Regions from separate parts of the Homo sapiens genome. Here region 1 is linked to region 2. A link is a loop called in an ENCODE intact Hi-C map of the cell type or tissue named here. Cell type or tissue: GM12878. All regions are shown on one strand. Each heading gives the region's core, and the rest is flanking DNA. Links, peaks and the distances in the headings are about the cores only. Region 1 has its middle 42 kb from the start of LINC02543. Region 2 has its middle 48 kb from the start of LINC02543.

Region 1 (2,922 bases), core at 281-2,780, 90 kb before region 2:
CTGCCCAAATCTCATGTTGAATTAGAGGAAGGGCCTACTAGGAGGTGATTGGATCATGAGGATGGATTTCCCCCTTTCTGTTCTCCTGACAGTGAGTGAATTCTCATGAGATATGATGGTTTAAAAGTGTGTGGCACTTCCCCCTTTGCTCTGTCTCCTGCCACCACGTGAAAAAGGTGCTTGCTTCCTTTTCACCTTCTGCCATGATTGCAAGTTACCTGAGGCCTTCCTGTCATGCTTCCTGTTAAGCCTGTGGAACTGTGAGTCAATTAAATATTTTTTCTTCATAAATTACCAAGTCTCAGGTAGTTCCTGATAGCAGTGTGAGAACAGGCTAATACACCTGCCAAGTTTTAGCATCTCAAACTGAGATACCAAAGCATAAGAGGCAGGTGTCAACTATTTTTTTAAATTAAGCTCTTGGGAGTTGCATAGCGCCCCCCACCCCCGCCAATTAAAATTCATTTTTCACTTTCCTCCATAAAAATGCTTACTTTTGTAATTAATCAGAGAGGAAGAAACCACCAGAAGCCTTCATTTGCTTGGCCTTTCTGGTTGGCCAGCTGTTCTTTGGACATTTGTGTGTTAAACTCCTGGAGGCAGAGTCTTCTTTTCCAAGCTCTCCTGTCTAGGTGCTGACTGCCTGCACTTTTGCTGCCCCATGGTCGTGTTGACTTGAGTTTCCAGAGGGGAGCTGATGTGGGGTATGTCCAGCCTATTCTGGACAAGAGGATGCAACACACTATTACACAAGTTGCCCACACACCAATTAGGCAAATAGTCTACTTTTGCAGGAATTAGACATTTCTTACATTGAGGAAAAGTTGTCCTGGCTGAGGCCTCCTGGTTTGCTCCAGTGGGAATCAAATTATTGGTTTGTAAGAGAACATTTCTGCAATTATCCCTGAAAGAGCACCATCTACCATCTTGTGGGCTACATTTTTTTTTCCCACTTGACTGTCTCTGTAGTTTTATTTGTTTTTAGTTTAGATTTTTTTTTAAACACAGCTTATTACCACTTTTTAAATCTGCATGAAAGTGGAAAATGGTTTTTCCTTATAAAAGACTGTGAGTATCAGGGTAACCTCTACTCTGCCTTCAAACAGGACTGAGATTACTGGCCACTCCCACTGCTGACCACTTTTGAAGTGCTTAGTGAGTTACGCCTGTGAACCTGTTAGCACCACGCTCCACGAGGGTCAAACATTTTCAAATGATCATAATGTGGTTGCTAAAGACACAGCCTCTGTGAGACTTGAAATGTCACAATTGTTTAAACAGTCCTGAGAAAATGACCCTGAAATCACATCCACCTGGGCGAAGCCCATTTCCCCTCCACTTGAAAGCACCACGGTACACACACACACACACCTCCAACATATACAGATGTTATCAGAACTCCAGAAAGCACCAAAACACTGCACTGCACACCACTTCATTTAATTAAAAAACCACTAGTTCTCAACCTCGGCTGCACATTACAATCCCCTGGGGAGCATGGCTACCTTTTGAACATTCTGATGTCCAGGACTGACAACCCAGAGGTTGTGATTTAATTGTTTTGGATAGGGCATGGTGACCAACTGTCCCTATATGCCCAGGACTGAGAAGTTTCCAGGATGTAGGACTTTCGGTGCTAAAACACAGAAGATTCCAGGAATCTGGGACTAGCTAGTCACCCTGGTGGAGACAGGCTGTTTTTGTAAATGTCCCTGGCGATTCTATTCTGCAGTGAGGGTTGAGAACCATTGGGCTAAACTTTCTCAACTTTAACCCACATGCTGAGGACAAGTAACTTAAAACTTGAGAAAATATTGTTCTTTTGTAGAGGATTTCTTTTTTCATACTACTACTAATAAAGAGACCCTCTGTAAATGAGTCCTGGCCAACTGGTGCCTTGCCTTCCCTTCAAGGGCCCCAAAAGAGTCACTGTTCCTGGGAGCAGCTTGCTATTTCCTCCCCTCACTGGGCAGAAATCCACACAATGAGCCCCTCTGTTAAAGTAAGGAGGGAATATGGAGTTGATTATTTTATAATTAAAGAAGACTCTGGGGGAGATGTTTTGCTCAGGAGCCCAGCATTCCAAACTGGGTCACTGTGAGCTGGAGCTGTCATCAGCCCTAACCAGCAGGAAATACCAAGCAGAGCAGATATTCTTTCTTTACTTTTCAGTTGACTTTCACGTGACTTGTTTACATCCAGCAAGGCTTGTAATAATGCCTTGTTTATATCCATCATCTTCCTCCTGAGTTGCCAAGCTGGGAATGGAAGAAGAGCATGTATACCTGGGAAACTTCTAGACATACTGTGGCTCTCAACCCTGGTATCATATTAAATCAGCTGGGAAGCTTTTAAGAATCCAGATGCTCAGGCCCAACCCCCATTCAATTAGGTCAGGATCTCTGGGGGTGGGAACCAGGAAATGCTTTCTGAAATCTCCCCCGGGGCATTATAACATATAGCCAGGGCTGAGAATCACTGCTTTAGAGTACTGATTCTCAAGGTGTGGACTCGGAACTAGCTGCATCAGCATCACCTGGCAACTTGTTAGAAATGCACATTCTCAGGGCCCATCCTGGACCTACTGAATCAGAGACTGTGAGGATAGTCCCCGGCAATTGATTTTAACAAGTCTTAGGTAATTCTCAGGCATGATAAAATTGAGAACCAGTCTGGATGACAAGGCTGTAATATTATTTTTTTTAATCTGCTGGGATACTTCCACTGTGAGCTGTTGCCTCTTATTTTCTTATCTGCAGCAAAACCCAAATTTCTCTTTTGATGACTGTCAGAAATAACATGGTTATTCCTGGCTCACCTGGGATGAAAAAACACAGATGACACACCTGGGTCTCTATGCTTATTTCTGGTCTGGGAACCAACAAAGCAATCTTATGAATAGCCATATGAAGCAGTGGAGGC
Region 2 (2,922 bases), core at 161-2,660:
TTTCTTACTTAAGCTTAAAAAATCTTCTTTTTTTTCCTCAACCATCTAATCACCATCTGCATCCAGCATTTTGAAGTAATATTTTGAAGTAATGGTAAGATGGATAACCTAGTTACTCACTGATTTCCTAGACACAATAGCATGATATGCTCTCTGGAAAAGTAAACAAGTTTTATGAGGGGAAAAATGTACTTGATACACAGGGCCAGTATCAATTCTAGAAGTCCTGATGTTCCTAATAGGGTAAAGGAAGTTAAAAACTTATTTAAGGTTTTCCCATCTGTAGGTTAGACCCCATAAACTTCTTGTATATATTATTTCAGTTAGTTTAGCTGTATATTAGTTGTCTTTAAAATAACATGTAAATTTTAATATCCTATTTGGGAATGGAAGAAAGTATTTACATAGATACATAGATACAAAAAAATGCTTGAAAAGAAGCTTAATCTGATGAATTAAAGATGTGCGAGGTCTCTGCTTATCAGACTGACGAGGCTGGAAAAGATTAATATTTAGTGTTAATGTTGGCAAACAGTGCTGAGTGGGAGCATTAACTGGTCTCACTTCTCTGTAGAGCAACACAGCAACATTTGTCAAAAATATAAATAAATGTCTTTTTTACTCAGCAAATCTTCCAAGGATCTTTATGGGATAAATATTTGCAAAAGTGGATGAATATGCGTGTTCAAAAATCTTGATTGTAGCCTTGTAATAATGAAGTCATTGAGAACCATTTCAACATTGGCCAACAGAGGAGTGGATAAACACATTAAAATACATTCACAGGCGAGGCGCGGTGGTTCGTGCCTGTAATCTCAGCATTTTGGGAGGCCGTTGTGGGCAGATCACTCAAGGTCAGGAGTTTGAGACCAGCCTGGCCAACGTGGTGAGACCTCCGTCTCTACTAAAAATACAAAATTTAGCTGGACATGGTAGCACACACCTGTAATCCCAGCTACTTGGGAGGCTGAGGTGGGAGGATTGCATGAACCTGGGAGGCAGAGGTTGCAGTGAGCTGAGACCGCACCACTGCACTCCAGCCTGGGTGACAGAGTGAGACTCCATCTCAAAAAATAATAATAATAAAAAATGAAATAAAATACATTCACACCGCACATGCAAGCAGCTAAAAAATGAGTAAAGAGTGTACTCCTATGCAAGGATGTCACTTTCTTTATTTTTTACAGTTCCAGGACAATATATACATTATACACTTTTGTAATTAGCAACAAACAACATAATCGTATATCTAGATGTAGGTGTGGGTATGTGTTCGTAGATAAATGGGTGACTCAAACTACTGGCAGTGACCTCTAGGGAGGAGCTTGGGATTGGAACAAGGAAATATTTAAAATTTTTATTTTAATTTCTAACTTGCATTAAAAAAACTTTCATTATTAACATACTAAAAAAAGAGAAGTTTTAACATTTTCTTATAAAATAGTATGCAAATTACTCAGATTCCATTATAGTGCTACTGCATTCTAAAAGAGTTTGTCTGTCTCTTCAAATGCCTCCATTGATAATGCACATTTACCCGTATTTCCCACCAGTTATTTGAAAATCTGGAAAGAGCACTACACTGAAAGTCGGGATGTGTGAGTTCGAGTTTCTGTTGACCTGTCTGTTTGCAGATCAGTACTTTCACTTCTCTGAATCTCTAAAAATGGACCTTGGTAAGATGACTGATTTTCTAACTCTGCTCCCTGCAGACACAAGGAACTCTTCTCCACAAGCACCTACCACCCACCACCCTGCTTTTCAGCCAGAGCTGCTCTGGTTCTCTCTGTTTTATTCATTTTCATATCCACCTATGATTTTGTCTGATTCTGAGCAACAGTCATCTGAAAATATTCAGAAGAGATTATTTTAAGGCTTCTTCTAGAACCAATACTTCTTGCATCTCTAAAACCCAAGTGCTGATTAGGGGAGGCAGTCAACCCTTAAGTTTACTCCAGCTAGGAAGCTGCCTGTCTTCCTCATACATCGGGCCAGAAGCATAGACCTTCTGTATTTTTTTTCAGAATGTAAATTTGGGCTGTTGAGGCTGTAATGGAGATGAATGAGAAGAAACAAAGTGCATGTGTCACAACACAAGAGGCAAAGAGGGCTGCTGGGGAAACAAGGAATTCTTGATCTGCCCTTTCTTCAAATGACCACTGAGCCAGTTGGCATTAGTCTTGGCGTAATGATTTTGCTTGTTGTCTGTGAACATGCTCTGTTCAGAAATAATAGTTGGCAGGATGCCTTGAGAATACATTCACTAGGGAATTGTAATTCATGACTTACTGTTAAAGGTCACACCAGAAACTAGAACCAGCTCTTAATCAACAGCTGAATGGGAGAGGGCCAAGGCCTTATCTTCACTTTCAGAGCCATTGAAATTCAGTGCTTCAGGGGCAGCACCATTCAGCCCAGTAAATTGTGTATAATTTAATAATTTGGCCTCCCAGGGAGCCAAGAGGCCAAAGAAAGAGGCTGACATATCCAGTTTCTCAGAAAGAAACATTTAGTAGGGACTTAGGAACAGAAGCCATGTCTGTGTCTCGGGTGGTGGGAAAACAAGATGGTGGGTCCTGTGCCATTATCCCACAGACCAAGGGCTTATGCACCATAGGGGAGGAGTGATTCAGAAGGGATGTGTAGGACAATTGAAGTATGATAACAGCAACGTTGTTGGACCTAAGGGCAAGATTTATGGTAAGTACCTGCTCTCAGAAGGAACAGTAGATAAACTGGAAATTTTAGAGGCTTTCCCAGAACTGGAGTTAATGAGAAGCCAACATGCCAGATTAGAAATCTAAGATGGAGTTGCTTTGGCCTCCATGCCATCCTCTCAAGACACTAAATATGTCATAGTGAACTCATCTCTAACACCACTGTCTGCATCATGAGTGGCATCCAGTGGCTATGGAACTATTT

Evidence for each region. Hi-C counts contacts between places; a loop is a spot of excess contacts. Peaks named below come from ENCODE experiments on the same cell type or tissue, not always from the same donor. Only the 100,000 strongest peaks of a DNase experiment are listed, where the experiment ranks them.
Region 1: a loop joins it to region 2, with 3 times the contacts of the local background. A loop is called at or near these places in 2 of 110 quality-filtered maps.

What each region holds. Positions count from the first base shown.
Region 1 is chr6:15,951,269-15,954,190 of GRCh38, forward strand. No RefSeq gene overlaps it. Among named protein-coding and RNA genes, the nearest start is that of LINC02543, 42 kb to the right of the region's middle. In GM12878, for the core only: no CTCF peak of the experiment used is centred there; a DNase peak (open chromatin) is centred at 1,437.
Region 2 is chr6:16,041,682-16,044,603 of GRCh38, forward strand. No RefSeq gene overlaps it. Among named protein-coding and RNA genes, the nearest start is that of LINC02543, 48 kb to the left of the region's middle. RefSeq lists a silencer at 1,573-1,632. In GM12878, for the core only: no CTCF peak of the experiment used is centred there; DNase peaks (open chromatin) are centred at 1,690 and 2,243; H3K27ac peaks cover 1,114 bases.